Linked DNA regions of Mus musculus: regions 2, 3, 4, 5, 6 and 7 are each linked to region 1. The links are chromatin loops, found by intact Hi-C in ENCODE. Cell type or tissue: heart. All regions are shown on one strand. Each heading gives the region's core, and the rest is flanking DNA. Links, peaks and the distances in the headings are about the cores only.

Region 1 (4,551 bases), core at 233-4,232:
CCTGTGGCTTCATCTGCTGGGCTTTTACACTGCCTTTTTCTTTTAAGGGAATCAGCTACAGAAAAAAAAAAAACCCAAAAAGTTCATATCCCTCAATTTGTAAATGAGAAAGCTGGGACCTTGAGTCCCAACCCTGTGCAGTTGCCAAGTAAGAAACTCCATCCTATCCTGGAGCTGAAGAAAACCAAGTTCAGACTGTCAGAATGTGCTGAGTGTTAGGGATTTTTGTCAAATGCAAGAGCCAAGGCTGGAGCCAGGCGCGGCTCTGTCTCCTTTGTGATTCCCTGGCCCATAAGTCTCACTGTGTTTATAACTGTTAAACACAGGGACAGTTGTTCCGTGATCAAAAGAACCCCAAGAAGAACTGAAGACTGGGGTCCGGAGCTGGAGGAAGCAGATGCAGACTCATCAACCAGTGGAGGGGAGAAGGTTTGGCGCCTGGCTGTGGCGGCAGGGTGATCTCTGCTCACTTATTTCAGGAATCTACCTCACTTGCCAGTTCTCTCTCCATGCAATGGTATTCTCTAGTACCTATGTGGCTCTGTGGGATCTGCTACTTAGAACTAAATACATATTCATGGACTCAAAATGTAAACATATATACCAGCCAGGAACTTGCAGAAATATAATTATTAGCCAGGACTTAGTGGGTCTACGAGGCCTGTTGTATAAAGTAATGGTTAAACTCAGGTGTTAATATATACATAAAAGAAGAAAACACATGGTCAGATAAGCATGTCTGACCCCATTTGGTTATGCTGAAGGCACCAGGAGTCCTCATTGGAGTGCAAGGCCTAGGAGAGTCCTCAAGGTTAGCTACCTCTGCCCCTTTCCCTTGTCGTGTGTGTGTGTGTGTGTGCGTGTGTGTGTGTGTGTGTGTTATGGCCACTTCCAGTTACCTAAGTTCCCTCTCCCATGGTCACAAGCTTGAGATGTCGTATTTTTTACTTTAAATCTGGTGTTCTGAGGACTCTCTCTGGCTCAGGTGAAGTTGGGACAGAGTGAGATCTGTGGATGAAAGGCATGGCTACTCTCAAGGAAGCTGTCTTGGAAGATTCCCCCAAACTTCTTCCTGTTCTTAGCGGACAGGTCATTTCCACCACCTTTGGGGTCAATCTGACCCCGAATGACCTTCAAGAGAAAAAAAAACGATAAAAGACAAGAGGCTAGAAAGTTACCCCTTCAGTTGAGTAGTTAGCAGTGGGTGCAGGCTGTCAAAGAATAACTTGGAGGGGGATGTTAAGGATGGCTAGATTCTGGAGGCGGAGCCATTTTTGCCTCTGTAACAGCATCCTACAATGGTGAAACAGCTTATAGTCCTTCAAAGTGCCCCGAAATACAGGGTGGGTTAGATGCCACCTGGGGGCAATCCTGGATTTGTTACAGAGGGGCAGTGTGCAAGGGGAACCACAACCAGACGGGAGAGAGGGAGAGAGGCCATTCACAAGAAACAATGTGCTCGGCCCCAAAAACCCTTGGAGACTGGACTTGTCAGAGCCCATTCTGATTCCCCCACCTAACATTTTGTAGTGTGGTCAGCTCAGTGTTCAAGGGTGGGCTGGTTTATGTCAACATGGTGGGATTACCACAAAAGTCATTCTTTGTACTTTTGAATGCGGCTTTTCCAATGGGGAAAATTAAAACCAACTAAATTGACTTTTTTTCCCCCTCTGTGACCCAATTCCTGGCTTTCTCTGCTTTGTCCTCCGCTGACCAATCCTTTAGGCTCCTTAAGATCTTGATACCATTTGTAGCAAGAAGTTCTAGGGCACTGAGCCACTGACAACCAGGAGCATCCTTACTCTGTTTAATCCTGTACGAGCATCTAGGTGACAGACTAAGGCTTTTAGCAAAAGCAACAAGTGGTTGAAGCAGGGGGACAAGGGCATGTCCCTTCTGCCATCTCTTCATTCACTCGCTGTCCCCCATAGAGGTCTCTGCTAAAGATCTGGTTCGCCAGCTCTACAGCGAGGTCGGAACTCCAACCACAACGACCCGCCACTCCCCCAGGCAGCCTGCTCTGCAGAGGCAGAGCCTTCCACGCCTTCCCGGAGTCTCCGAGCGCACGCGCCACCTGACTAGCGCGGTCATTGGCTGCTGCCTGTTGCTAACCCACGTGACCGGCGCCAGCGCGCTCCGCCCCTGCCCCTGCTAGCCTAGTGCTTTCCTGCGGACGTGCGCTGCTGCCCAGCCTCAGGCTCCAGTCCTGCGCTGGCTGCTGCTGGCTGTCGTCAGCGATGCCGCCGCCGGCCACAAGGTGGCAGTGCCGTGCTGCGTGGCTACACGCCCCTGGAAGCACCGGACCAGCCTTGGTCTGGCAAAAGTTTTCCAGTCTTTCCAGCAGATGCGCCCAGGCCGTGAGCCCTCCCGGGCGGCCTGGAGGCAAGGGATCGGGTGGGGGTGGGGTAGCCGCCGATGTCCTGGGTGGCTTTGGGGGCGATTTGCAAAGGCATGCATTTGTTGTTAAGAGCTCGGAGAAACAGTTTGGGGGAGCCTGTCACAGATGCAAAGTCTGTTGATATTTCCAGGAGTGTTTGGTTTGGTTTGGGCTTTAGGGACCTACAGCAAGCATCGATTCTCGTGGAGGCGAACAACACTGACAGCTACTCTTTGTCTCTCGTCGGGATTCTGAACAGAGCCCGACGTCGCTTCCATTTCAGAGATATATGCCGCTGACACTACCTTGAGAGAGCTCCTGCCTCCATGGTTCCTGACCTGCCTAGAAGGGGAGGGCGCAGGAGACTCTTGTTCTACAGCTGTCCTCGGGATGCCCTCAATTCCCAGGCGCAGGGATAAGCTTGTCTGACCCCATTTGACCCCGCCGCAGGCGCCAGGCGTCCTCATTTATTGCGAGGCCTAAGAGTCCTCAAGGCTTACTGCCTGCCTACCCCCCTCCCCCACCACCCGCCGCTCTTCGTTTTTTGGTGTTTTGTTTTGTTTTGTTTTGTTTTTCCTCTCCTTGTCCTGTGCGGGAATCATATGCCTCCTTCCTGTTGTCTAAGCTCCCCTCTTCCGTAGGCACAAACCTGCCCCCTCTGCGTTTTTTACCTTAAAACAGGTGTTCTGAGGATTGTCTCTAGTTCTGGCGACGTCTTGAAAGAACTGAGTCTGAGCGAGGCAGACAGACGGCAGCATTAGTGGTGATGGAGCTGCACTGCTAAATGTGGAGATGGGAGGGGAAACACACCTGGGCTTCCACAGGGCAGGAGAAGATCTGTCACTTGGGCAGAGCCTTTGAGTCGCACTCAGGTGATCTCCAGGTATCTTTTGTCTGTTTTAACCTGACATTCATTTGCATCTAACAGGACTCCCGAAAGAAGCCTGGTGTAACTGAGTCTGGAATTTTTGCTGGGCTTGCTAGGTCTACACTCTCCCACCTGTGCTCCGAGGAGAGGTGTAGACTATCTCTTGGATTTTGCTTGGAGGATGTCCTTTCCGGACTCAGGACCTAGGAGAGACCAGCAGGAAACAGAACAGAGTCTACATAGGTGAATATCAAAGAATCACCTGGAGAGATTTACAGGTGTGTCCTGGATTTGGGGGAACCATGGAAACACAGAGTCAGCTACCTGTTGTGGTGAAAGTGAAGTCAGGAGTGGGGAAGGGTGGGGAGGGAGAGGGGTGAGGAGGGAGAGGGGTGGAAGGGCTGCTAAACAGTCTCTGTTTCCAAGAGTTAGCAAAACACAGATGTACTAACCTCCCTTGGGTTACTAGATGTACTAACACTCCCTTCATCAGAGTGAGTGGCCTCCTAGTAGAATAGGTTGGCTATGCCACGGAACCATTTTTAGGAGATGTCCAGCAATGGGGAGAGAATTGAAAACCCCACAAGATTATTCCCCCAGGAGTGAGCCAGCATGGATGCATTGCCATATTCCAGGTATATCACCACTCAGGCACAGTTGAACCTACTAGACCTACTGTGGTCTGAATGTTGTTTCCCATTCCCTAATGTATGTTGAAACCCAATATATAATGTGATCATATTAGGAGGTGCGGTCTCTGGAGATGTGATTCAGTTATGACTCAGATACGCCCTTATAAAGGAGGTGATTGAAAAGGGTTGTCTTGGCCCCTTCAGTCATGTGAGGAACACCCACACGTCACCACCTATTCAGCAAGGAGTGGGCCCTCACCAGGCACCAAATCTGCTAGCACCTTGGTCTTCAAATTCTCACCCTCCAGAACAGCGAGTGAGCAATACATTCTCTGCTCTTCAAGTTTCCCCGATTAAGGTGTTTTATTACAGACAACAGACTGGGACAAAAGGCCTGAGTCACAGACCAGTGATTGGCAAAACAGAGAAGCTGAAGCAACTGTACAGCAAGCAGGAGCTCACACACGGGAGCCTACCTCTGGGAATGCCGAGAAGTCAATGCAATGGTCACATCTCAGGTTGTCTGGACACACAGACGGTTCACAAATCCCGGGATGGACCAGGAAGGCCATTCAGTGAGATTGTGTTGAACTGGGGAGTGGTGACAGTAAACATTGACATTATGGTCCTACATACATATCATACGTTCCATTAGTGTCCTACATAAGTTATAA
Region 2 (4,551 bases), core at 215-4,214, 870 kb after region 1:
ACCTTGTGTCAAGACGACCATAAAGTCACTTGGGTGGTCAAAACTGAACTGTAAAATAGAAATGTATTCGATCATTCCAACCAAACGGAAACAGTGAACAATTTGTGCATTATTTAAGACACACAGGCAATTAATTTTTCTGCTTGTAAAATGAACATGAGTTTTAGAAACTTAAAAAATAAGACAAATAATGAGGTATAACTTTTTAAAAATAAGGGTGTCTTATGTCAACTCATGAAACAGTCCAATAACCTGCATGGTTCTAAACTAGGGTTTTGTTACTTTATAATCCTCTCCATAAGCTTTGGCCGGAATCAACTTGCAGATGTGGAAACTGAGCAGCTTAGGAAAGCCATCGCTCAACTTGTCTGAAGTGGCCACTGTGACCTCTGAATCCATAGGTGTTAACTCGCTTTTTTAGAACCTTCTAGACACCATGACTAAGTTGCCCTGTTGCGACTAACAGTGGAATGGTCGTGACTCGGGAGTGCTTGTTTTGGGAACCGACTGCCCGGGAGGAGAGAGAGGAAGAAGCCAATGTGTGTCTGCAGGTGGATGGGAGAGGCTCCAAGCCTTTTCGCTTCCCTGAGGCTAGCCAGTCAGATTTGAAAAGCAGGACCTTGAAGACCATAGGTTAGAACCAGGAAATTAGCGCCGAGGCTGGGAGCCGTGCTAAAGTTCCTGCGAATGCCCCCGAGAGCGACAGCAGGGCCTGCGATCCATTGATCTGAGCGACTGGCGAGCCTGGGCAGGGCAGGGGCTGGGGCAGGTAAGGCTGCGGGGCACAGACCATTGGGCTCTCGGGCACTCAGTGTTCGAGACGCTTCCTTACGGGCTGCCTGTGTTGGGGGGTCGGTCTCCATTTTTCCGTTCACGGTTTCACCTCGGCGTTGGGAGTCTCGGTCGCGGACAGCCCTAGTCCTGAGGGTAAAGACCCCCTTCACCGTCTCCAGGGACGGCGGGGCTTCACCTCGGAGCCACCGGCGACGGCCTAGGGTCGCGTCGGCCCCGGGGACAGGGGCGGGCACGCGGGCCGGCGACCACGAGGCCGCGAGCTTTCGCCGGGAGGCTGCCCCAGCCGCGTCTGCCTCGCGCGTGGGGTCGCGTGCGGCCGCGGGCCGGCTTGGAGCCGTGACCTCGGACCACCCCGGCGGCCGAGCGGCCGCCCGCTTGCTCGGCACACGGGCGCTTGTCCTGAGGTGACACCGCCGGCAACGGCTGAAGCAAGCGGGCGCTGCCGATCAGCGAGTTCGCACCGAGCGAGGATCCCTCTTGGTGCGTGGCCCAGTTTGGCTGAGGACCCGCTCCAACCCCTCGCTGACACCGCCCCCCGCCGCCGCCGCCGCCACGCTCCGAGGCCTTTCCCCCGGGAAGCCTGGCGGCTTGCCCTCGCGGGCCCGCGGGCGCGCTCTCGCGCGCCGATTCCTCGATTCCACAGGCGGTTCGCGCCCGGGGTGGGGGCGGGGCGGGGCGCGCGGGGCCGGGCCGAGCCGGGCCGGGCCGGGAGGGCGGCCCCCGCGGGGAGGGGACTGGGGGGCGGGGCCGGCGTGGGGAGTTCCTCGCTCCCGGACCACACGCTCCGCGGGCCAATCCCGAGCCAGCCTCTAGCAGTGTCGCACGCGGGACACGTCCAAGCGTTTGTTGGCAGGGCCCGGGGAAGGGGGAGGGGGAAGCGATCGGGGAAAAGGGAGTTGAGTGACAGGAGGCGTGGGGCACGCTGGGAATTGTAGTTCTTCGCTTCCGTGGCCATAGCCATTTTGTAGTCAAGGGACTACAACTTCCAGAAGATCAAGGGGACTATTCTAAGGTGCCCCGGGAATAGGCGGCTCTCCCCCGGGCCGGGCGTCCTGGGGCACTGGTACCCAGCTGCCCGGCTGCAGGTAGACGTGAGGGCAGTGGCGAAGGTTTGCATGCGGCGACTGTTGGGTGAGCGGACTGCGGGTGGGGGGGGGGGGGGGGAAGGGGCTGAGGTGGAGCGACCGAGCGTGCCATGCATTGAGCTAGGGAGCCTCTCTCAATTCCACGACTGGGCTCGGCGTGGGAGAGGCGCCTGACGGGCGGCCCGCAGAGGCTTCGTGGAGGCCTTTCCGGGGTCTCGTCGACGGGGCTGCGGGAGTTCTCCGCACCGGGCCGGGGCTTGTGGGCAGAGGTTAGGCAGGCGTGCGGGGGGCTCAGCTGTGGGAGTTTTCGGCTGGCGGGAGGTGGCGAATTAGCCGAGGAGCCCTAACTTGTATAAAAGCAGAGTCCATTTAAAGTTGGGCTGGCTAGCCTCTCTCTCATTGGTTAAGGGGCTTGGAAAAAAGAGACTCGGCGAGCCCTCCGCTGTGGTGCTGCCGCCGCCACCGCCGCCGCTGGAGTTGACTCTTCTGCTCGCACTGCTGCTGCAGCACAAACGTGACTTCCAACATTTTAAATTTATCTTTTCCTTTTTTCTTCTTCAAGATGTAACTACAGATCAGATACTAAGGACCTTCACGTTTCGCTGATGTAGTTTTTGGAAGAAAAAGGGGGGGAGTGAAGGGCGTCGGTTTTTTTTTTTTTCTTCTTTTTTTTTCTTTTCTTTTTTTGTGTCTGTTGTATGTTTCGGGGGAAATTTTCCATTATGAGTGTTTTACTAAAGTGAATTTTTCTTGTTTGCTTCGCTCGTCTTTGGCTCTTTTTATATTTTTTCTTTTATCCTTCTCAATTTCGGATTTATTTCAAGGCGAATCTGGTTTTGGGGGAAGAGGAAGAAAAGTCGGATTACAAGATCAACCACCACCAACAACAATAAAAACCACCAGGATATTTTTTTGCAAATTTCTGACGGCTTTAAATTCATGAAGCAATTGTCCCCTTTTGCAATCAGCATTTGGATCTCAGAATGAGCAAGGAAAGACCCAAGAGGAATATCATTCAGAAGAAATACGTAAGTGCTCTTAACAACACATCCTTTGGCTTGCAGTTTTAAGCGATGGTTGTGAATGTCAAGTTTATAGATAATTCTGCAGCTGAAAGGTTTTAAACAGCGTCCGATAAAGCTCTTTCTTTTCCGAAAGGGCTTTTCAGGCAAAGTCGTGTCTGCCTAGTTTGGTTGAGAAAACAGACTGGTGTAGAGATACCTCAAGTATATAAATTGACCTCGAATGACACAACGTTGATGTAGTTTTGGTGAAAGGCAAGGGGTTTTGGTGGAGGTTGGGGTTCTGTGTGTGGGGGCCCCCGCAGTGATCTAACTGCATTCTCGGGCGGATTTGGTCCCATATTGCACTTTGCATACAAATGAGCCTGTTATTAGTGTTATTTGGAAAATCGTGTAAGGTATGTGTGTTGGAAGCTAAGTTGCAATCCAGAGTACGATTATGGCGATCTTCTAGCACTGGCACATCATTTAATATATGTGGCCCTTTTGGCTTATCTAGCTTGCAACATGACCCAGTTGGGAATCATGTTACTGGGAATGCATTTATTGGTATTGACTTTTATAAAGAGGCTGGTTTTGGTTCTAAAGATTCATGGTTTCTAGTTTGAGGGGAAAAACATAGCTCATGTAAAAGTATATGTGTGCCTGAGTGAATGCATGTTAATACGAATAATTTCTCCCTGAAAACTGGGTTTCTGAGATTGGGTTGTGATGGTTAGGTTTGTTTTGTGCACAGTATAGCAGCGTCTTGCTTGGCATAGGGAGTGTTTTTGTTTTGTGTAGTGGCTTTTTTTTTTTTTTTTTTTTTTTTGTAAGTTTGGGGGGAGGGAGTAGAGAGGGAAACCAGGGGATTAACCAAATATGCACTCGAGTGATCCGGTGGTTAGCTGCGTATGCTTTAGAGCAAAGTACACTTTTTTCCCCCAGAAAAAAAAAAGGCCCTTGAAGATAAATAAAGAACAATGCGACCCTATGAGAAAGTTTTATTTAACTAGGGTCGATGATTTGGTCTTAATATTTTTCCTTTTTGGTTAGAGAGGAGTGTATAATGGGAGATGACCTTCTGGGCAGTGGTTTTGTTAAATGTGTACACACACACACATTTAATGGAAAACCTGAATTTCTCCCGGAGAGCTGATCCTAATCTATACACGTAAACTTAACTTGAAAGAAACGTAAGATTAAATGAAGCTCAACTTACAAAGCCTACTCCATAAGGAATTTAAGAATTAAAATACATCCGCATTGCAGTGGGCCGGGTAAAGCGCAAAGGACTAGTTTAAACTCGATGTGTAGAAACTGCATGGACACACAGCCTTGCCTTGGAGCGTGGACTCCTTCCCAGAGCATGTCTCCTGACGTAGCCACAAAGGATATGGGGTAGAACTTGGGACGAGAACCCCCACCCTATCCCGGACCCCGATAAGTTGGAGAACACCGTGGGTAGGCATTTTGTTTTTTTGTTTTTTTTTGCTGGAGGCCAGCGGACCCTGTGGAGTCTGGACATCCGGCCGCAAGCCGGCGGTGGCTGTGCGAGGCAGAGCGTGAGTTGCTGCTGCGGGAGCCGAGTCTGCTCACGCGGTGCTCCGGACGCAGCCGGCCGGGAGGGTGCACGGGGCCCACAGCGCTTTGGGCCGTAGCCCGGGCTC
Region 3 (4,551 bases), core at 241-4,240, 190 kb after region 1:
TCTCTCTGTCTCTGCCTCTGCCTCTGTCTCTGTCTCTCCCTGTCTCTCTGTCTCTCTCTCTGTCTCTGTCTCTCTCTTTCTCTCTCTCTCTCTCTCTCTCTCTCTCTCACACACACACAAATAATTAAGGGTGTTTCTTCAGTGTAGTGGTCCTCACACTCACCTAACAGACAAGTAAGTGTAGAACAAAGCAACAAAGCTCAGTCCTCAACACTGTGCATCTGAGTTCAGAATTTCTAGGGGCTTTTGCAGAATAGAAGCGATTTGCATGTAGATGGCTGTATTAGAAATGGGAAAATAACACAGCAGTAGAGGATGCAGGTGAAAGGTCGGAGACAAACAGGCTTGCTCAAATGGCGGTAGGGTGGCTCTGTTGGTGACTATTGTTTTTATGTTCATGTTGCTATAATATTGCTGCTAGACACAAGTAGCTTTGGGGATGCTGGTAAACTCCCTCAAACTTGTTCCCTCCTTGGTGAACATGTTGGTTAAAGCTGTCATGCGCTCCGTCAACATAATCCAGGGATTGTATGCAGAAACCATCAAATAGAGGACTAGTAGTGTGCTGGAGGCGAGGAAAGGGTCTCATAGAAGAACTGAGTGTGGCGACAGCCAGACAAGGTGGCTAGAGGAAACGGGGGAACATTTTCTTACTGTTAGTCCTGCTGTGTCACTTGGGATGACCAAAATGCTATCAGGCTTCTGCTGTAGGTGCATAGCAACCTCTTTGGTGACACGGCCACAATGTCCTATAAGATAGGAAAGAAGAAACTCTTCTCCCGTGACCCTTGCCTCCCACCCCCATAAGACTCACTCCTCTAAGACAACCATCTCCTAGGCTCTTATCTGTGAGTGGAACACCCAGGGGGCTGAGGCAGGAATACCTGGATTTTGAGGATAGCCTAGGCTACAAAGTGAGAGTTCCAGAGCAGGCTGGGCTACATAGTGAGACCTTGTGGGGGCGGGGAAAGTAACAAACAAACAAACAAAAAAAAGGAGCCATTCTCCTAGGCAGAAGAGAATGAACTTGAAATCTTTCCTTCTGTTTTATTCTTTTCTTAGACGTGTTGGCTGTTTACGTAGAAGACGTGTCCTCAGCAGGAAAGACTGGCTATGTAAACTGTATACTTGAAAATATGCCAAGGGGCCCTAAGCCTGTGGACTACAGCTTGATTTAGGAAAGATCACTGTGGAAGATAGCAGGGTGTAACTGACATTCTCAAAGCAGAGTTCAGTGTTGGCACCGGGAACAAATCTATTTATAAAGAGTCCAGTCTCCCAGACCTACTGATGTGCCCAGGAGCAGCACCACCTCCTAGTCCAGAGTCCACCACCCCAGCCTGCCTTACTTCTTCACACGGGGTTCTCGGGAGGTTAAGAGAGTTTATTTTGAAATGAAATGACAACTGGAAGAGGCTTTCATTTTCATATGGGAAAAATCCTCGTAAAGTCTTGCTTTCTCCCCGTGAGCGTTCATCACGGCCGCCTGGAATGCTTTCTGCAGCCAAGTTCTAGTTGATCTTATAAATCTTTCCTTGATCTGGAATTTTTCCCCTCCGCACATTTGTTCTGCTTAAACCTTTCGGCACATTTGTTAACTTGAGTGACATCTGGGAAAAAAAAATCGCCACCCCATTAACTTGAAGTCATCCAATCTGCGGGATGCACGCAGTGCCTTTAATGGGGATGGCTTGGTTCCCTCCCAGATGTTCCTTTTCAGCAGACATCATTGTGTTTTAAAACTTTGGATAATTATAGCTCTGTAAACCTAGGGTACAGATCTGTTGGCTCCAGCCAGCCCCTGCTCCTTATGTAATAGCTCCATTGTTTAGTAATCTCTCTATTCACAAAGCGAAGGGATCCCTGTCAGCAAAGGCATCTATTCAAAGCACCTTCCCGATGCTCAATGCTGATGCTCAACAGTAGCAAAGGCGGTGAACCTCTTGAACGGAAACATCCACGGGGACTTGGCCACACATGTGACCAGGGATGTTTCTCCCCCTTACTTGAGCCAACCATTCTTTAGAAAAGTCACCTTTTCTTGACAAATCGGCTTTCCAGCAACATTTCTTTTGTGGGTGAAACCCCTGCTAAAGCAGGCGACCCCAGTGGGTGGGGCAGGCCGAGTGTGGGGTGTGGGAAATGCTATAAACATTACAGCTGGACCTGAGATGGGATGCAGAACCCTGGGGAGTGGTCCATCTGCGCCCTCCCCGAAGAGGAAGGAGGGAGAAATGTCCTTAAACTACAAAGAATAATTTCTGTGGGCACCGTCAAGAACCAGCAGGGACCTCGCTGTGTAAAGAGATTCTTATATTACATTGGGGACATGGCAAGAGGGTTTAATACACCAAGTTTCCCAAATGTTGGGATTCAAGGGATGTTAAAACCCAGATAGCTCTGGCTCTCTTCCAAGCAGGCTCACACGGGAGCACGAGCCATCTGAAGCACTTGTTCCTTCGCTGCTGTTTCTGAGGGTCCTTGGGAAATGTCCCAAGCAGCCAAAGATCCAGAAGGGGTGAGCAAGGAAACCACCCAGCCGATGCTCACTGCTCCTTCATCTCCCAGAGTCTTAGGAAAGGGCAGAGATGAGTGAAGGAAGAGACGGCGTGAGAGTGGTTTGAATGAATACAGTAAATGGTCCAAGTAGAGACCCTATGTGAGGCTGGTTTACTCCGAACCTAGAAGGTGAAGCTAGCATAATGTCCCCTCCAGAATCAGAGTACTCAAAACTATTGGGAAAATGGCCATTCAGCAACTCAAGACACACGTATGCATGTGTGTGTGTGTGTGTGTGTGTGTGTGTGTGTGTGTGTGTGTGTAATGTGCATGTGTACATCCATGTATAGGCATATATGCATATTTGTATTGAAGGGCTTAAATATTATCTTAATGTAAACACAGTTAAAAATCTTTTCATGACTCGCCTTATTAACTAAAGTAGAACCTTCCAAAACTCTACCCTGCTCAAAACTCCCCTCTGAAGAGTTTCTTACAAATTCAAGAAGGAGACAGATTGTGGGTTCCCATTGACATTGAGGAAAACCAAAGACTCTTCCATCCCTTCCTCTTGATGCTTTAAACTTGTCTCACCTTTTTTTGTGGAGGTTGATAAGCAAATCTTCGTCTTTATGAGCCACTCTTGAATAACTGCATGGATGTGCATAAAGGAACCTATGTTTTCTCTTTAATCTATTATCAGTTTTACGTCCATAGCTGTTCAAGGCTAAGTGTGAGATAAGCGCTGTCATCTCAGTGCGCATATGTGCGTGCCACACATACACAGAGAGAGACAGAGACACACAGAGAAAGACAGAGAGAGTGAGAGAACTGATATTCCCTGTAAACATGCCAAACTAGGGAATACTTTGGCTATAACTACCACTGTACCAGTTTTGTTTTGTTTTTTGTAAGATTTATTTATTTTTATTATATGTAAGTACACTGTAGCTGTCTTCAGACACTCCAGAAAAGGGAGTCAGATCTCATTACAGATGGTTGTGAACCACCATGTGGTTGCTGGGATTTGAACTCAGGACCTTCAGAAGAGCAGTCAGTGCTCTTACCCACTGAGCCATCTCTCCAGCCCCCTGTACCAGTTTATTTACTCACCCATGAGTTACAAACACACAGTTCAGACTGTGGATCTGCCCCTGCGGTCCGTTTCTGTTCCTGCCTGCATTTCTAGGCTCAACCAGGGCCGTACAATTGACACCTTTCAGATGCCAATGTTCTTAAGCCATCCAACACTTGACTTCTTTGCCTCAAAGCCTGAGAGGTCCAAGCATGGCTATCACACAGACCTAAGACAGAACTCATGAAGGTCAAAGACACAGGCAGGGTTCACTGTTCTGTGGCATGAGGATGGCAGCTTTCAGATTTGGGTCAGAGGGGAATGCAAGGCAGAAGTGACAAGGAGAAGACCATATTCAACTGCCAGGGCCAAGTACTTTCTATTAGGTGGCTTCGAAAAGCAGACATTTGTTATCACACTGTTCTAAATCTGGAGCTCCTAGCACAGGACATTGGGGGAACCCTGCTCCCTTTTAGGCACTAGGAAGAGATCTATTTTAAGCTTCTCTCCTGCCTTCTGGTAGATCCTTTGCTCATGGTAGCCAGACTCTAACCTTTACACAATGTTCTCCTTATGTGTCTACGTTTCTTTTATTATGAGGATGCTCAGGTCTTACAGGGCGGTAAGCCCACTCTGCTCCAGAATAGAATCACCATGATCAATTCTTAGACCTGTAAAACTCTTTCTAAACACTCACTTACTTTTAATTTGAGAATCTGTGTTCCTTTGTGCGTGTGCAGCGCGCATGGGGAAGGCAGAGGGCAACTTGCTGGAGTTAGTTTCCCCCTCCCACCGTGAAGTCCTGGTGATGGGACTTAGGTGGTAAGGCTTAAGCAAGCACACCCTCCCCTGTTGAACGAGCCCACCAGCCTGCACCTCTGATTTCTAAGCATAGTCTTATTCTGAGGCTTTTGGAGTTAGGAGTTAGACATAGGAATCTGTGTGATGAGCCCACCACCTAGATGACCCAAATATGT
Region 4 (4,551 bases), core at 351-4,350, 970 kb after region 1:
GTGATTTCGTTTAGTAGCCATTTTAGTAGGGCTTAATGGCCATTTTCTAAGTTTAAACCATGTGTAAAGGGCAAAAGACCCCTAGGATCACTAGAAAGTTCTTGATTCCTACACAGGAGTAGGAATTTGAGTAATAGGATCTGCTTATTAGTGTTCATTCTTGTGAAATGATAAGGCCACATGTGTTTTTAAATTTAACACATTTCATGTTTTAAACTCTAATATGTATATTGATGGTGCTATAAATATTGTTTAGCACAGTGAACTTCTGTAGTGTTGCAGTCTTTGTGGAAATGCTCTATCTACCCCGCCACCAGTTGAAAATACGTTTTTATTTCTAAGCTACATGAATGTTAGAAGTCCTACATACGGTGTATCTTTGAAGCTAGCAGAGTGATTACCGATATTTTAAAGTATCTAGTAATACTAGGTATGTATAAACCCCTTAATTTACAATTCATTTCTTAATCTATTTTGCTGCCAAAATTTCATCTATCCTCTTGGCATGCCCCCCACCCCCATACCCTTCCTCCCAAAGTTCACAAAACTTTATAGCTGTCTCATCTGAGGAAGCTGGGAGGATGATAGGAACATGAGTAGCTTAGTAGTTTACCACTTCTGCTTAAGAGAAGGGTCATCTGTGTCCGGCCAGCCCTGAGGATAAATCTGCAGAGTGGGCCACTTCCTCCACATGTCCCCCATTTCTATGAGTGTATCATTTCATGCTTTGTGTCTCACTACTGATTCGGCTCTTGGGAGATCTGAAGCTCTCTCCTTAAATAAAACCCATTCATTTATTATTTCTTTTGTTTCTTCCATGACTTGGGAGAATTTTCAAAGGACTCATACTTAGTAATGAATCTAGTGAAAAGCTATTTTATTTTGTCACAGGGACACATGCCCATGCTGCAATCCTAGATACTTGGCAGACTCAAGCAGTAGATCTTAAGGGTTTGCCAACCTGGGGGTCTCGAAGGGATGTGGACTGCTTGTCTAATAGATACAAGAAGCTGATTCAGTTTTTAGTATTGTGCCACCACTGTTCCCAAAGAGGTGGTCCCCCCCACCCCCCGTGGGATTGCATCTTGCCGCCTTCTTTAATACTGCACAAGTCTTTGGGTCTAGCTTTGCTAGAAGACAGTCTGATGCGCCACACTCGTGGGCACGATCTCATGGTGTTCTAACTATGAGGGAAATTTACCCATTCTGCACGGGACTTTGGCTTGTACAGAGTGGGTTACTATGTACTCTACTTTATTAGAAGAGTTTTATGCATTTTATTTGTGTGGGATGGGACGTTGTATGCTGTGGTGAACATGTGAAAGTCAGAAGACAGCTTGTTGAGAGTTGGGTCCATGGGGTTACAGAGGTCACTGGGCATGGTGGCAGGCAGCCTTAGTCATAGATAGGGCTATCTTCCCAGTTCTTACAAAACAAGCACACTAGAAAGAAAGCCTTGTCCCAAAGTGCTCATAGGATTTGCTTCTTTAAAGTCTTACGGTAATTTTAAACTTGCACCTCTACCTTTTGATTCCTGGAAGTGTTCTGATACTAGTGGAAGTGTGCTGTCAATTGATTGTTGCTTGTCGCTGTCCCTGTCGATCCTTAAGTTGTTCTGAGAAATGTCATGTGAAAGCACTGTGATGCCTTAGGTTTCTATTTTTTTGAACTGTTTGAGAGACATGCATCTCCTACCAGTTCCTGCAGAGGTAGGGTTGGACTCCAGTGGGAGGCTAGCATCTCCTGTTTGCCTGCTTCCTCCTCTCATTCTCACCACGTGCTGCACATCTCGACTATGTGGAGATAGCCTTTCTAGCCCCTTCTACACTATGCACCCCACAAATGTTCTGCTCTGCTAGCCTTCCCAGGCTCTCCTTGCTTGTGTAGAAGTCTTCCAAGGGAATAGGTTAAGATTGCCATCAAGTGGTTGGTCTTGGTAGTGGACAATAGTGTGCACATAAGTCCAGTTTCTTAGCCTCTCTGTGCAGAACAGTGAAGTTTAGGAATAGTGTTTGAGGAGTAATCTGCTCTTACTTATTTGAGCTGATGTATGTTAAGGAGCCGTCTTTGTAATCCCAAACTGTGCCTTGTATCAAAGACAGGTACAGCTGAATCTATTTGGCTGGGTTCAGTCTGGCTACTGGATGGAGTACAGGCCATTTAGAAGGAGTGTACCTCAAGATCTGGCTTAAAAGTGCAGTGCGTGTCAATCCCGTCAAGATCCTGATCAAAAGTGTGTCATCCTACCTCATGATCTGGATTAAAACCCTGTGTCTATTCCAGCCTAGAGATCTGGAACACGAGTGTGACCACCATTTCTGTCTGGTTATAGTTCATTCCAGATAAAGTCAAATTGACAACCTAGAATTGCTATCCACCCCTTGTCATTCACCACTCGACACACAGTTATATCTCCTTATATCATAGATTATTTTCACTAAATTCAATTCCCAAACAATAACCAGGTCATAATAACGCCTAACAACATTTCTTGTAAAACCACAGATGCTTATTTTAAATTTACAATAGGTTCTTGGGGAGCAGCATCCTTTTAGTATCTCAAACACAAATATGATTTTAATTGATGTTAAAGAAATTGAAAGAAAATACAAATATGTAAAAATGTATTCTTAATGGAATCCAGTGGAAGCAGGAGAGTCAGTTAAAATGCTCATTTCTGCCGGGCGTGGTGGGGCATGCCTTTAATCCCAGCACTCGAGAGGTAGAGGCAGTCGGATTTCTGAGTTCGAGGCCAACCTGGTCTACAAAGTGAGTTCCAGGACAGCCAGGGCTATACAGAGAAACCCTGTCTCGAAAAACCAAGAAAAAAAAGAGAGCTCATTTCTGCAACTGCTCACATGGTTCATAGATGGTATTTATAACTACTTCTTCTCTTCATTCTGCATTATCTCCATCCTCTGCAAGCACCTCAGCCCGTCCTGGTTCTTTTCCTGGAAAAGTGACCCTTACCTTCTTTCCTCATGGGAATCCTTTTGTCCTTCTGCCTGGATAGGCTGTTGTAGTTTCCCATGGACTTTAAACAGGGCATGGCAACACTAAGAGAAGCCCTACAGGATCTCCTTCACTCCAGACATAATCTTTCTGCAGCAGAAAGCCCTATATGTTTGGCTCCTGTTGTTTTTCTATTTCTAAAAGTAAAGTAGTAATTTTTCTCTCTCTCAGGAGTGTCAGTCTCAGAATCGGTGAGGATTCCTTTGACGTCTTAGTAGAAAGCACACCCTGCAGAAGGTGATTAGGGTTGAGGCAGCTGCACGCAGGAGCAGACCACTTGGAAAGAATTGAAGACCAGGTGTGCACCGTTCCAAGGTTCTGGATGTCAGTACCTTGAAATCAGGATCCATTCTAATACTAAGAGCTATGGCTTTGACCCGGCCACCTTTACTTTCCCCTTGCAGGCTCTCCTCCATGGCGTGGGTAAGGAAGGACTGTCCTACGAGCATAGAAGGTGGTCCGAATTAGCAGGTGCTCCTACCGCTGTATGCAGTTGCTTGCCCTTGAGATCTGTGAGCTGCCTGCGGTGGTAGTGGTTTAACTGCCTTTGAGCTGCATGAGAAAGGTTTCTGCTTGCTCATTTGGAAGGAGAAACCTTATTTGGAGGGAAAAAACAAAGAATGGAAAAATATCCAAATGGTGTAAATATGAAACAGTGGAAGAAAAAAACCTTTGGACCTATTTTGAACAGTTATTTCAAACTGAACGAGGGTATACTTTATAGTCATCCACATTACAATCTGTCAAGTCATATTAAGCCAGAATTCCTGGATTCTAGCCATCTCAAGCAATATTGAACACATCAAAAATTTTGAATGTGTTGGAATGAACATTGACATTGGATCTTAATTTTCATTCTCTTAGTAGCAGAAATAATCAGATTACCAGAAATAATCCGTAGCAGTAAGTTTACAGATTTTGCAGTATATTTGGAGACTTTGATGGCTAAACATAATTAGGAAATCTGAGATCCAAAGCACCTCTAAAGCAGAGTTTTTTGAGCATCATAAGGGCTTTGGGTTTTGTGGGTCTTGAGACATTGCTCTATGGTTTAGAACACTTGTGGTTTTTCTTGGGTGGGCTTGGCTGTCCTGAGTCCAGCACTGAAGAGCAGACTGGCCTTGTACTTATCCTCTGCCCCCAGAGAGGAACACTTTTTTCTTGTAGATAAAAGGACGCTGGTTTGGTTCCCAACAACCACTCACATGGTAGCTCTAGTTGCACTTACATGGGTACTGACGATTTGTTTCTGATTTCCAAGTAAGTGCACTGAGTACAAATGGCACACATATATACATGCAGACCTGGGCCTGATCCCCAGGACCCAGATGGTAAACTAACAATCTCTCTCTCTCTCTCTCTCTCTCTCTCTCTCTCTCTCTCTCTCTCTCACACTCTCTCTCTCTCTCTCTCTCTCTCTCTCTCACTCACACACACACACACACACACACACACACACACACAGGTGTTAGCTTTGTCCCATTCATTGGGTATGGCAGAGAATGACTTTCTGGTATTTATATGGCATATTGTCTACAT
Region 5 (4,551 bases), core at 286-4,285, 290 kb after region 1:
ATCGGATCCCCATTTCCCTAGCAGGTGATCTGGCCGTCTTGCTGGCTACCTTGTAACAACCACCATCAGGCCTTCTTGACGGCTACTTTGTAACAACTACCTCCTGACCTAATTAACAGCTACTTTGTAACAACCACCTCCTGGCCTAATCAACAGCTACTTTGTAACTATTGTCTTCTCTCTGGCTGCTTTTTAAGTATCTCCTCACTATTGTCCTGCAGTTTATCTCCAAAGCCTTCAGATGTCCTTTATTTGTAATCCTCTGACTTAGATTTAGGGAATGCTATGGTTCAAACTTGGTTTGCTTGTATCCCTTACTGTTTGTGAGATGCTGGCTTGATGTCCAGAAAAACAGCACCGAGAGCTGGTGGAGCCTGTAAGTGGGAGGTTCTTAGGTAAGTTTGAGGATGTGACTTTAAAACGGACCATAGGACTCCAGCCTCCCTCTGGGTCCTTGTTTGAAGATATGACCTGTTCTTCCCACGTATGCTTTCCCAACGTACCTCACCTGCCTTAAGACCTTCACCAGAAGATCACCAGCGACACTGGTGACCCTCTAGATCCCTTGACTCTAGAACCGTTACCCTGACTTGGGTATTTTGTTACAGGAACAGAAAACAGATGACTTCAGGACTTTCTAGGATAATTATTAATATGATTGGTTAATTCTGAAAATTTTTTCAGCTATTATCTCTTGGATTGTGCCTCTTCCCCACTACAATTAACCCCTTCTGGAACACTGATTAGAGAGCAGTTAAACTGGTGACTCCCCTGTAGTAGCCACCTGTGGCTAGTTAGGACATCCAACGCTAGAGCTGTTTCATCAGGCACACCTCAGCGCATGCTCACTCTCTCTCTCTCTCTTAATCTTTCTTTCATATTTTCCAATTCTGTCTCATGGGCACATGAATGAATGTTTCGTTTAGGCCAATATTCCGGTTCTCCGTTCACTATTTCTTCATTAGTCTGTTCAATCACATACTTTTTAAAAATCCATTGTATATACAGTTTTGTTCCTAGACATTATATTTTGAGATATATGTAAATCTAAACATAAAATAGACCTGGTGGTGATATTACTCTAGGATTTTCTGAACCATCTTTTTTCTTTTTTCTTCCTTTCCTTTTTTCTTTCCTTCTTTCTTCCTTTCTCTCTTTCTTTCTTCTTTCTTTTTCTTTTTTTTTTTTTTTGCAAGAAGTTTTATCAGCCCCTATAAGTAATGTGATTTCTGACCAAATGCTCATGATTCGGGGAGGAGTGTTGGGATGGGGGAGTGCTGGCTCAAGGTAAGTGTTTCTCACGGGAAACTCTGTTTCCCCTTTCCCCAGCCCCTAGAGTTCTGACAGATTCGCTTTCTAGCTGTCAGGTTTTATATGTGGTAGAGTTTACATCTCATTAATCTAGCAGTGGCTGTTGTCCCTTGGGCTCCCAGCTTAACGCATGAGTGCTGAGATACGCGATAGTTTGTGTTTTTCCATGGTGTTATATTCTACACATTGGGAAAGCCCTAGATGGCAGGGCCCTGCTTCCCATGAAGCCATCTAGGTCTCAAGTATTTATGGTTTGACAGCAAGCTCTGGAGGAAACAGCCAACCTCTGTACTCAGAGTGTCACTGATTTTATTTATAAATTGTTATGATTACCGTCCATTGTGGTGATTCATGGCTGTAATCTTAATTCTTAGACTGAAGTGGAAAGACTGTCATGAGTTCAAGGTCAACTGAGGCTATACAGTTTAGACCACCTGACCTACATAGTAAGACCTTAACAAACAAACAAACAAACAAACAAAATGAAACAAACAAACAAGCAAGCAAAAGCAAAATAAAAAACCCAAAGACCAGCAACAACAAAAAACCCTAATTCTAACAAAAACATCATGAAAATCGAGTAGCAGAACATCTACACAACAGCAATGTTACACACACACACAAACACAGAGAGAGAGAGAGATTTCATATATATACATATTTATGATGAACTTTGATTTATCAATCAAGTATAACAAGAGTTACAATAACTAACAATGAAATAGAACCATTATGATAATGCACTGCAATAAAATTTACTACAGTTTGTGGATTCTTTATTTCTGGAATTTTCCACTTAATATTTTAGGGCTGGAATTGAACATGGGCAACGGAAGCCCTGGAAAGTAAAAGCAAAGGCAAGCGTGAAGTGCCGGGAGACAGAAGCTGGAGCTTCTCTGCACAGTTCTGAACTGAGACAGTTCCAGGTCCAGGAAGCAGCCTGATGGACACATTCTTGCCCACAAGGCATCTAGATGCTTGTGTTAGGCTTATGTGTCTGAGGCTGCTCAGCACCTGGGAACTCAGCTCTGGATTCTGAACCTTGACATCCTCTCCTCCCAGCTACATTGTTCCTAGACCTCACCCTGGACCACTCAGCTCAGTGAGCAAGAGCATCCCACAGGCTGCCACTCCCATCCATGCCTTTGATCCATCTGACGGAACAGCTACTGGTGCCTGTGGCTCTTTTGCTCTATGTTGCCAGAGCCAACTAACCAGTGCTAGGCTGCAGGAAGCCAAAAATAGCCACACTGGACAGTCATGGGTAGAGCGTTAAACACCCTAGTGGCCCATTTGCAAAAAAAGAGAAAATGGGTGAAATTGATCAGAAAGATGCGTTCTGTGCAACCTAATATATTAAAAATGCCACACTGACACATGATAGTGTTAAGAGCTTTTCCATCAAGGCATTTCAAAATGTACTTAGGTTTGGATATGCATGTGTGTGTTCATGTACGTGCATGTGCACATGTTTATGTAGGCAAGAGGTCAGCCTTGAGTGTTTTTCTTCAGAATTATATCTATCTTGGTTTTTGAGACTCTTTGATTCATCCAGGCTGGCTGGTCAGAGATCCCCTGGGAGTCTCTGCTTTCCCAACACTGAGATTATCAAGGAGTATTAGCACATCTGGATTTAAAAAAAAAAAAAAAGAAAAGAAAAAACAACTGGGGACAAAGCTTACACAGCCAGCAAATTACTGAGTCATCTCCCCAACTCAGTGTTAAAGTTACTCATGAGAGACATTACTTTTCTTTGGTCTGTCTTCAAAATTTGGTTGTTTATACTCCATCGTATTTGATTTGGGCTAGTTCATCAACTGAACAGCCACACGTGTCTGATGGCTACCATATTGGACAGTGTAGATCTCAAGTGGTCTAAGAGTTTCAAGCGATCACTCGTAACTTAAAACTTAAGGAACTGTAAGAATTTAAAACACATTTCTCATGCTTTCCTTATGTTTTCAGTGGGACCCATAAATGAAAGCTCCAAAAAGTTATTTTCTCCCACTATATTGTTAATGAGCCCAATCTCCTTCCCTCATATGCACAGCTGTCTGCCTGGAAGACCCACTCTTTCCCTTTTCCCCAGTCACCTCAAAGGAATCTATTTTCCTCCCTAAAGTTTAAAAGGCAAATCTTCAGCAAACTGAAGCTAAAGCAAAGTAGCTTTCCTGAATCCGCTAGGCAGCTTGTCAGCTCCACCTGGGGCCTTGTCCATATCTTCCAACTACATTGTATCTGCTTCACAGCACTGCCCGGTCTCAACTGAATTTGTTTTATAGAGAAGGGGTATTTCTCATCTCTATTATACTAGTCACTTTTGCGTTACTATGACAAAATGCAAGGAGATAAGAAAATTTAAAGGAGGAAAGGTTTCTTTGGGCTCATGGTTTCAGTCTCTGACTGCCTGATCCTGACACTTGAGACTTATGGTAAGGCTGTAAATCACAGTGGAGAGTGTGTTGGAGGAAGCTGCTCACCTCGTGACAGCTGGTAAGCAAAGAGAAAAAGAAGGAGCCAGAATCCCAATATCTTCTTCAAGGGTATGTCATCAACAACATAACTTCCTTCCACTGGGCCCAAGCTCCTAAAAGTTCTACCACCTCTCAACAGTGCCACAAGTGGATCCAAACTGAAGCGTCTGTAGACCCAATACCTAACACAGGGATGGATGCTCACAACCTGAAAGTTTAGTTCCCTGGATAGAATGGTCCAAGAAAGAAGCAAAGTGAGACATACCAGCCAAGACCAAAGCCATGATATGATTGTAGCCTAAGCTTAGAAGGGGGTTCACCATCACTTTCTCAACATTCTGCTTGTCATAGATCACCCTGGTTTGGGCATCTCTATATGGTAGATGCCAACAGAGGTCTCTTAGAGGCTGGTTATAGAATAAGGAATGGAACACAGAAATTCTAGACAAGAGAATGTAAGTTTCAAATTTAGAATCTTGATATCCTGTCCAATGGAAGTCAAGCTCTTCAGATTCTCAGCACGGCATCTTCTGGTCATACCCACAGGATAGCTTGCTACTGTAGAATCATTTCTTAACCATTTCCCTGTGATCTTAAACGAGTTCTACTGTGTGAGCCAGGGCCAAATCCTGATAGGTGAGCGCCTGGCCCCAACCATAGAGAAGTGTCTCTTGCTTGATAAGGAGAAACCCAGATCTGCTTGCTGAGTGAATGGATTCATTCCTTAAACCTATCAGCATCCAGCCAACCCAAGGCTGACAGCAAT
Region 6 (4,551 bases), core at 198-4,197, 180 kb after region 1:
GGTTGTGATTAGAATTCGTTACCGTGTAATGCTGGGGCGTGGCCTATGCTATCTGGGTTGAGAGTCTCGCAAACACTGAATCATGCAACACATTAGCACTTACTTTCATGCATGTTTGCTCGCATGCTGATGACCTGGAAACGGGGGTGGTGGAGGGTGGTTGGGGGGGGGGGGCTTACGCTCCATATTTTTCCTTGTTGCTCCTGGCTTGTGTCTTCTGTGGTAGGAACACCACAAAGCAACACCTCCTATTTCAGCCTGGAAGGGTGAGAGGAGCAGATGGGTGCAAACTCTGCTCAGAGGGGCCAACAGAGCGCGTGATGGAGAGGGAAGGACGTACCTGGCAGTACCTGCGCACTGCCGGCCATTTCGGCAGCCAGGCTGAATAGGGAGGGGAAGAGCTCAGGCTCAGAGGAGAAGGGCGTCTCACAGTGCTTCTGAGAGCAGGTCTCCCAGGGAAATAGATTCGAGGCTGCTGGTCCCTGCATCAGAGGATTTCAAATCTCCAATGCTGAGCCAGCACTATGGAACACCCTTGTTATCCCAGCACTTGAGAAGTGAAAAGTAGGAGAGTCATGAGTTCAAAGACAGCCTGAGCTACAGAGAGCCTGATTCAAGGATGGACGGGGAGAAGGAGGAAGCATAGTCCTGTTTCTCTTGAACTGTGAGAGTTTATACAATGTACATAACAACATTTAATTTACACACGTTCATAGTTTTATACAGTGTGGCTCCTACCTATGTGCCCATAGCTTTATCTTGTGTTCATGGAAAAGAAGCAGAGATGTGCTCCAACAATGGCAATAAATGATTGTGTTGGTTCCATTTAAAATACTTGTGCAGTGCCTGGAAAGCAAAGGTAGAAGGACTGTAAATCTGAGGCCGCCATGGGCTTCATATCCTAATACAGACTAACAAACAATAGCAAAGAAGATGGCATTGGACACACAAGGAACACACACACACTGATCTTTGTAGGTGACATAAGGGATCTAGTTTTCTGGAGGAAGAGTACACTTTGGTATCCTGGGGTCTCTACCTGACGACTGTGGATTTGAGGCCTTTTGTTGTTCTTGGTCAATCTATAGGATGGAAGACTGTTTATACAGAATCCAGCTCCCACCACCCTGTTTCCATCCTGTTAGATGCTTTTTTTTTTTCTTAACAGAGAATTTTCCTCATGTCAAGAGCAGGACAGTAGAGGTGGTGTGGCAGTGACCTTACTGAAGGACAGTCTGGTGTAATGAACTGCTGGTTAGAGTTTTCACCCTGAACAAATCGTGTGGAATTTAGGGCTTATGGGTTTTAGTGCACATGACAGCCTTGTCTAGAAGTGGCATCCCAGCTTGGAAACTTCCTAAGCATGGAAGAGACCTAGCTTTGTCTTAGATATGAAGCAGGACAACTCAAGAATTTGTTCTTCTTCTGGTAAAGCCTTCAGTCCCAACGAGGGATTTCCGACTCTAAAGACTAATTCCAGGTACTTCCCAACATTCCGTCTCCTAGTGTCGACAACACAGGGACACAGAAATTAATGTTAAAGACACCATCTTCCCTCTTTTCCAAGTCTCACCTTTTCTTCTAATCCGATGGTTGTGAGGTTGTATAGGAAAAAAAATCTATTTGTCTTTTTCTGTTGTGCAGAATTATGGAGGGAAAAAAATCTAAGTAGAGAGGCCATTTGAAGAAAATGGTAGACAAGGGATTGGGGGTGGGAGGGAGAGGGGGGAGGTACCAGGACATAGCATCATTGGGTCAGTGAGGAAGGAAGCCTGCAGGAAAACCTTTACTTACAAACTAAATTTAGAATAAGGTCCCCATTGTTTGTCTTAAAGTATCGAGGGTTCATGAGGTCTTGCTTTGACCCCCAGGGGCCTTGTTCCTCTATTCTAAGCCAGCTCTGAGAGGGAGGAAGCCATCTATCTCCTAAGAATATTTCTGTCTTGTGCCTAAGTTAGTCACGTTAAGAGAGGGAAATGAGATCATGTGAACTTTCCCTGGACAACTTGATGGGAGTGCCCCAGCTGATACAAAGGATTCCTTGTGAGGCTCACTCATGTTTGGGGAGAGTTTACTTTACTGACTGTCCTACACATCACCAACTCTATGGAAGGCAAAGAGCATTCTAGAACAGCGGTCCAGAACAGATGTGACTGCACATGCAGGTGGCCAAAGGACACGGTGGACAGGTCTCAAATTAAACAGCAAGGGAAGCTACTTAGAGAATCTTATAATCACTGAGTTGAGCCTGGTGCTAGCTTCTCCATGATTTCAATGATCACATAAGAAGTGGTTGCTAGGCGGTTGGCAGGCTAAGATGTCAGACTGGCTAGGGGGTTCACTTGTTGCTAAGCCTGAGTTTGATATTTGGGACTTCCGTGATGGAAAGAGAGAACTAACTCCTGTAGCTATCCGCTGACTTCCCCATAAACATTCTGCACTCATGTGTACCCCCTTCTCCCAAATACTTGTTTTAAACATTAAAAAATATGAGAAATATGAATTGGTGTCAAACAGGGATCAAAGAAAGAGACTAGATTTTGGGGGGGGTATGTGTCTTCCTCTGTACTCAGGAGAAAGGGGGGGGGGACTACCTGCTTCAATAGAAATGTCCTCACGAATTGGAGTTTAAGAAGGAAAATACTTGCTTTGACACTTGTCCCCATATCATTTTTACTTTCTCAATTTGAAAATAGCGATTCCAAGTGACCCAAGAAAGAAGGACTGTTGGGCTCTTGGGAGGGTGCAGAATCTGAGTATCTATGCTGCAGGGACCTGGGTTGGCCATAGCAGTTAAGTATGTTGTGCTTAAACAAACTTGAACAAAGCCAGACTGTTTGTGAGAAGGTCAAGATACCACAGAGTGTCTATCTAAACTCTACACTGGCTTGGAAGAAAGCAGACTTAAAAAAAAAAACAAAAAACAAACAACAATAAGACCTTCCACAATTTTAAGTATGGCAAGCACCCACCACAAACAGAATAGACTCCAGTGTCACAGAGATCTAGAGTCCACAAGCACACACAGAATAGAGTCCAATCACATGTGATTGCCATTGTATGATGGACCCCGTGTGAGGTTCACTCTGTGACAGTCATTGTGTGATGGACATACTGTGAATGTCAAGTTTGAGGACAGTCTTCCTGAGATATCTGGTGGCTAGTATTTATATAACTAACCCATGCCCCAAGTCAACGTTGGGAACTTGTTTTCAGTCTTCTCAGAATTCCCAAGCCTCTGTTTTGTGTCCTAGAATTACCTTGTTCCTTCCAACACGATGGCAGCCCTACAAAAAGGTGTTTCGTGGTTCTAGTCAGCTTTACTGTTTGCTTGCTTTTTAACAAACAATTCATTGGCCTCGTCGTCTTTCCTCCTGTGCGCTATACAATACTCAGTGTCGAGAACGAATAATTTTGTAACACATTTTAGAAGTGTTCATGCATAAAGGAGAAATGGGCTTCTCCGAACCATTGGTGAGTGGGACCTTGGGTCTGTCTATTCACAACCTGATAGGCCTGTATTTCTGAAATCTGTATGCTGGAACAGCCGAGCATACAGAAGGTACAATAAATGTTGGGAGGCTGTTGCACCTATCTATGCTCACAAGAATTAGTTACTAAGATCCATGTAAGACATGAGAGGAGAGCGAGATGCTTGGGAGAGCTGTCTAAGACCTTCAGCTTCTGTTGCTTACAATGGGAGTGCATTAGCTAAAGGTGTATGCTTTATAGCTTTGTTTGGTTTTGGAGTCAAATCTTGATGCTTGCAATAATAGGCCCCATGAGCCAAAGACCCCTTGAGTTAGTTTCTTTTCTTGTTTCCATAACAAAATAAGTAATGCAAGCAATCTAAAGGAGAAGAGATTAGTTTGGGCTCAGGGTCTCAAAAGGTGCAGTCCATCATGAGAGGGAAGATTTTTGGGATCGGTCCATCGCGGCAGAAACATATGGCGAGGTTCTTCACAGGGGAGATGGATCAGAAAGCAGAGAGCAGGAGAAGATGCAGGGCCAGGCTGTGCCACTCAAGCTTGTTCCCACAGAGCCACTTCCATCAGCCAGGACCCACCACCCCAAAGCTTCCACAAACTCTTGAAAGACCAGCAGCAATGGAGGACCAGGGATTTAACTTACCAGTCTATGGAGGATATTTTGGATTTACACCATAATATAGCCCATTACCTGTCTCTCTGTCTCTGTCTCTGTCTCTCTCTCTCTCTCTCTGTCTCTCTGTCTCTCTCTCTTCTATGTCTCAAGATGTAAACCCTCAGCTACCACCCCAGCACCATGCCTTCCTGACCACTGTTATGCTGCCCTCTGCCATGATGGTCATGAACTCTAATCCTCTGAAACTGTAAGCCGTAAATAAACACTCTTCTATAAGTTGCCTGGGCCATGATGTCCTATTACAGCAATAGACATAACTAAGAGAGTGAAGAAATTGGAGCACCTATGCAAAAAGGTAAAGGCAAAGATGTTATAAGCAAACACAGGGAGTTGTGTGTCTGGCTCCTTTGTGGCTAATTCTAGTCACTGGGCCGAAGTGACTCATAT
Region 7 (4,000 bases), core at 1-4,000, 1.1 Mb after region 1:
GAACCCTGTGTGCCCTGCCTCCATTCCGGCTGTGGCTGGGATGGGGCTGCTCTGATTGCCCCTTTCTCCTCCTCCCTCCTCCCTCCCTACCTTCCTCCCCACTCCCTCCTTCCCTCCTTATCCCCAGTGTCACACTAGGCTCCATGCTAGCCCTGGCCCAGACATTGGCTGTATTTTTATCCATGCTTCTAGACTTCATGAAGACTCACCTCACTGACACTCTGTGGCTACTTGTTCCTTCATCCCCCCCAGGAGTCAGCTAAGGTCTAAATACTGCATCCTGTGTCTTTGTATTGCCTAACACTTAATCTGGGTAGCCTGGGGAATTCAACAAAATTCTGGCGATTTTATTATTCTATGATTCATATTAATCTAAATTAAGAACTTATGTCAAACTTTGTAAAAGACTAACTTAAAACAGAGGACTTAGGAAACATTAAGTCACGTGATGCTACCTTCCTAGTCGCATCAAACTTTACCACCTGATCCTAAATTGGAGCAGAAAAGGCAGTGGGAATTGTTCCATGTCAAGTCTTCCTTTTGTTTAGTGAGACAGGGTTCCAGGCTGCCCAGCTGGCTCTGTACTCATGGTCAAGGATGGTCTTCCTCTGCCTCTCACCTGCCAGGAGGACAAACAGCTGCCACTGCACCAACTCTGCATTCCAACTCACACCAAACCAAGTCAGTAAAGTATAGGAAAAAATGTTACATTTATACCTTTTTAATTAAATTATCATGAATAGATACATGATATGTATTCCAAATATTTATTTTAAATTTGCAGAAATTTAACTACCCTAATACAACCTACTCACCTGCTACAATACCAGCTACACAAATGAGTAAATGTACAACTTAGAATACACACACACACTAGCAAGGCTCCACAGACAAGGAAGTCAAGCCTCAGCATTCTCTCAGCATCCTGCTCACTCTAACAGCATGTCTCTTTAAGTGACTGGTGGAGACAACAGGGAATTTCACTGTGAGAGCCACTTGGGAATGCCTGACAGCTGTGCAAGAAAGAGCTCCACAGATCTTGGTGAGAAGACCACCCCAGAGGGGAACAATTCAGCCTGCAATTTTCCTTTGTGCCATTTGTTTCAAGTAGATATGATCCGTACGTAGTACAGCCTGAGATGTGAAGATTGAAGTAGCATACTAAGATTATTTCACATTTAATGAGCTTCTTTCTAATCAAAATAATTAGCCTCACAGAACAAAGGTGTCTTCTTTGTCTGCATACTCATAGGTCATAGGGGCCAGGAGCTAAAAAATGGAAAACTCTTCAAATGCTTGCGCCCCACTTTTATGTACTGAGGCAATACAGTAATGATGATATGCTAATAAGGAATCTTTAAAAGGTGCATTAACTTGCAAAAGCCATTAGAGAACAAATGAGATTCTCATAGTAGACTAAAAAGGTGCCGAGAGAGTTGCTGTACCCTGTGATGGGACTAACCCTGGAAGGAACTTGGGCAAGCTGATCTGGTTTGTGAAACACAGCCATTAAAGTTCCTACTAGATGCTCTCACAGTCTATATAGAGAAAGCCACACAGTGATAGAAGACCCATCAAAAGCAACACAGAAACTCAATATATGGCTGCTACCTATCTTAGAATTAGTGGACTGTTCTATTGTAGACAAAGGAACAATCTTCAAGCAGATCACACAAAATTAAGTAATAGAAAAAACAGAAAGACAAGGCCTTGACAGTTTAAATTTGCTAAAGGAACATGATTAGACTGCCCTCTAGTGGAAATTCAAGAGAACTCAATAAGTGAAGGGTTTTTTATTTTTTTTTCCTACTTCACCAGATCACACTGAACTGAAACTCAAATTCACCCTTTGGCCCAGGTGCTTGCAACTCAAGGCCCTCCTCCTACCTCAGCTTCCTAAATACTGGAATGAATATATTTAGCTTCCTAAATATATGCATGAAGCACCATGCCTAGCAATAACAATACAGTGCTTTCTGGACTCATATGTCCTAGTCTTTGATTAGAGTACATAGTGACTATTTCATCTAATACGAACTCTGTTTTATCCTTAAAAGCATTTCTCGATGCACAAACTACTACGCTGTTTATCCTGTCACATTTGGATGGATCTTTTAAAAGATGAGTCTCATGTAACACAGGTAGCAGAGGACGGCTGTGAACTTCAGATTCCCCTGCCTCTCCCTCCCAAGTGCTGGGATTGCGCTGTGCATCGACGCTGGCTGCTGATTTATGCTAGACAGCGGTTGAAACCCGGGGCTTCCTGCATTCTAGGTAAAAGCTTTACAAACTGAACTACATCCCAGCCCTCATCTTCCAACACTTAATATCATGGTTTTGTCTCCCAATCTAAACTACATAGTATCCATCTTTTGTTACAAAAAGAAAGAAAGAAAGAAAGATTTTGTAAATTTGCCAAGTTAGACAAACTTCTAGTAGATTGTCAGTCCCCTCATGGCAGACACTCAGGCTTGCTCTAGAGCACAGTACGCAGGGCCACAGTACACAGGAGAGACATAGTAGGCACTGTGCTAAGTGAGTTGACATTGTCATCTCAGTTAATCCTCCAACTACCCTCACAAGCAGGTCCCTGGGGGACTGGTTCCCACAGATGATTTAAAATACCAAATACAATGTAGAAGATATTATGTGAATGCCTGTAGTGCATTATTTAGGAAATGACATGATTGGGGAAAAAATTGTATATGTGTTCAATATAAGCAATTTTAAATAAATATTTTCTGTGTCCAGTTGGCTGAATCTATGGATGCAGAACCTACTGCAGGCATGGAGGGCCAGTTTATCCTGATCTTCATTTGTAGCAGAGAACGAAGCAAGGAACACTGTCTCAGAGATCAGAGTTCACATCCAGTTTCTCACTTTCCAGCATACCTTTATCTTTATTTCCTAAATCGCAGTCTTACCAGTAGCTATCAATTAAACAAGCATTTGTAAGCTAGATGGACCACATCCAAAAAAAAAAAAAAAAAAAATCAATAAGAATGGATTAGCCTTTGCTACTTAACAATTCCTGAGGGGCTAGGTTTCCAAGACTCCTATTTATTAAGCCACAGGCTAGCACAGCTGAAAGCATCATGACATAATATAGATCCCTTACTCTTATAAGGCAGATCATCCAGAAAACAATGCCAAGACCAAAAGATGTACGATGCCTGGAAAATGGAGAGAACGAGTGGATAATGTATTACATCCCACAGAGCCAGGAAAACAAAAGTCAAAGTTGGGATAATAAGATAGCCATTGGCTAGAGCTCTCCGTTCAGAACCTAGGCTCAGATCTCCAGAACCCATTTTAGAAGCCAAACACTGCAGTCCCCATCTGTAACCCCAACACTACCACAGGGAAATGGGCAGTAGAGACTAGTGAATCACCGGAGGCTCACAGGCCAGCTAGGCCAACACAGACAGAAGGAAAGTGGGAAGAGACACTCAAGGTTGCCCTCTGACCTCCACATGCACACCACAGCATGTATGCCCACACTCAAACTCATGAATGTAGTCACGGGAGGGCAAATGGGGATGTGCGCGTGCGCACACACACACACACACACACACACACACTTTAAAAAAAATCACAGTTAAGGTCAGTTACTATTTTCTTCTAAGTTGCATTTAAATTTTGGTATTGTTTAACTAGTTAAGCCTTGTGAGATGATGCCCAAATTTTTAGGTTATGACAGGGCACTTAATATTTTGAAGCTATCAAAAAGGAAACTCAATAATGTATGAATTATCATTTGAAACACTAAACACTTCCAGAACCTAAGAATGATGCCCGAGCTCACTGAATATTAGTTCCTAAAGTACATCAATGACAAAGACATTTTTAAAAAGCTAACCCATAAAACCAGGTTTTATAAAGCTTCCATTATGGTATCAGTACTGATTCTATGAAATTAAGTTGTTTAGATAAAAGTGTTACAATTTCAAAACAACTTTCTTTGAGCATATTCTGTGTTGACAAGATGCTATCTCACATG

The links. Peaks named below come from ENCODE experiments on the same cell type or tissue, not always from the same donor. Only the 100,000 strongest peaks of a DNase experiment are listed, where the experiment ranks them.
Region 2: a loop joins it to region 1, with 4 times the contacts of the local background. A loop is called at or near these places in 16 of 42 quality-filtered maps.
Region 3: a loop joins it to region 1, with 3 times the contacts of the local background. A loop is called at or near these places in 6 of 42 quality-filtered maps.
Region 4: a loop joins it to region 1, with 2.5 times the contacts of the local background. A loop is called at or near these places in 11 of 42 quality-filtered maps.
Region 5: a loop joins it to region 1, with 2.6 times the contacts of the local background. A loop is called at or near these places in 4 of 42 quality-filtered maps.
Region 6: a loop joins it to region 1, with 5 times the contacts of the local background. A loop is called at or near these places in 4 of 42 quality-filtered maps.
Region 7: it touches region 1 in a loop (3-fold over the local background); 18 of 42 quality-filtered maps call a loop at or near these places.

What each region holds. Positions count from the first base shown.
Region 1 is chr13:43,862,517-43,867,067 of GRCm38, forward strand. It overlaps Gm33195 (a long non-coding RNA gene), which reads left to right and starts at 698. Exons shown (of 3, transcript XR_873323.2): 1 at 698-811; 2 at 3,306-3,523; 3 at 3,792-4,551. In heart, for the core only: CTCF peaks have their summits at 2,241 (motif pointing right) and 2,447; DNase peaks (open chromatin) are centred at 1,385, 2,195 and 2,785; H3K4me3 peaks cover 1,620 bases; H3K27ac peaks cover 3,111 bases.
Region 2 is chr13:44,729,009-44,733,559 of GRCm38, forward strand. Jarid2 (jumonji, AT rich interactive domain 2) reads left to right here and starts at 2,263. Exons shown (of 18, transcript NM_001205043.1): 1 at 2,263-2,908. The coding sequence starts at 2,864. In heart, for the core only: a CTCF peak has its summit at 2,380; DNase peaks (open chromatin) are centred at 823, 1,653 and 2,253; H3K4me3 peaks cover 3,967 bases; H3K27ac peaks cover 3,884 bases.
Region 3 is chr13:44,054,503-44,059,053 of GRCm38, forward strand. No RefSeq gene overlaps it. Among named protein-coding and RNA genes, the nearest start is that of Gm33489, 12 kb to the left of the region's middle. In heart, for the core only: no CTCF peak of the experiment used is centred there; DNase peaks (open chromatin) are centred at 1,359, 1,799 and 3,879; H3K27ac peaks cover 3,889 bases.
Region 4 is chr13:44,831,667-44,836,217 of GRCm38, forward strand. The region is part of intron 2 of Jarid2 (jumonji, AT rich interactive domain 2); the gene reads left to right. Among named protein-coding and RNA genes, the nearest start is that of Jarid2, 100 kb to the left of the region's middle. In heart, for the core only: a CTCF peak has its summit at 1,922; no DNase peak of the experiment used is centred there.
Region 5 is chr13:44,157,111-44,161,661 of GRCm38, forward strand. No RefSeq gene overlaps it. Among named protein-coding and RNA genes, the nearest start is that of Gm33684, 8.8 kb to the left of the region's middle. In heart, for the core only: a CTCF peak has its summit at 2,613; a DNase peak (open chromatin) is centred at 2,511.
Region 6 is chr13:44,044,722-44,049,272 of GRCm38, forward strand. It overlaps Gm33489 (a long non-coding RNA gene), which reads right to left and starts at 398. Exons shown (of 4, transcript XR_382281.3): 1 at 180-398. In heart, for the core only: no CTCF peak of the experiment used is centred there; a DNase peak (open chromatin) is centred at 1,910; H3K27ac peaks cover 1,229 bases.
Region 7 is chr13:44,976,244-44,980,243 of GRCm38, forward strand. The region is part of intron 5 of Dtnbp1 (dystrobrevin binding protein 1); the gene reads right to left. Among named protein-coding and RNA genes, the nearest start is that of Dtnbp1, 24 kb to the right of the region's middle. In heart, for the core only: a CTCF peak has its summit at 1,755 (motif pointing left); no DNase peak of the experiment used is centred there.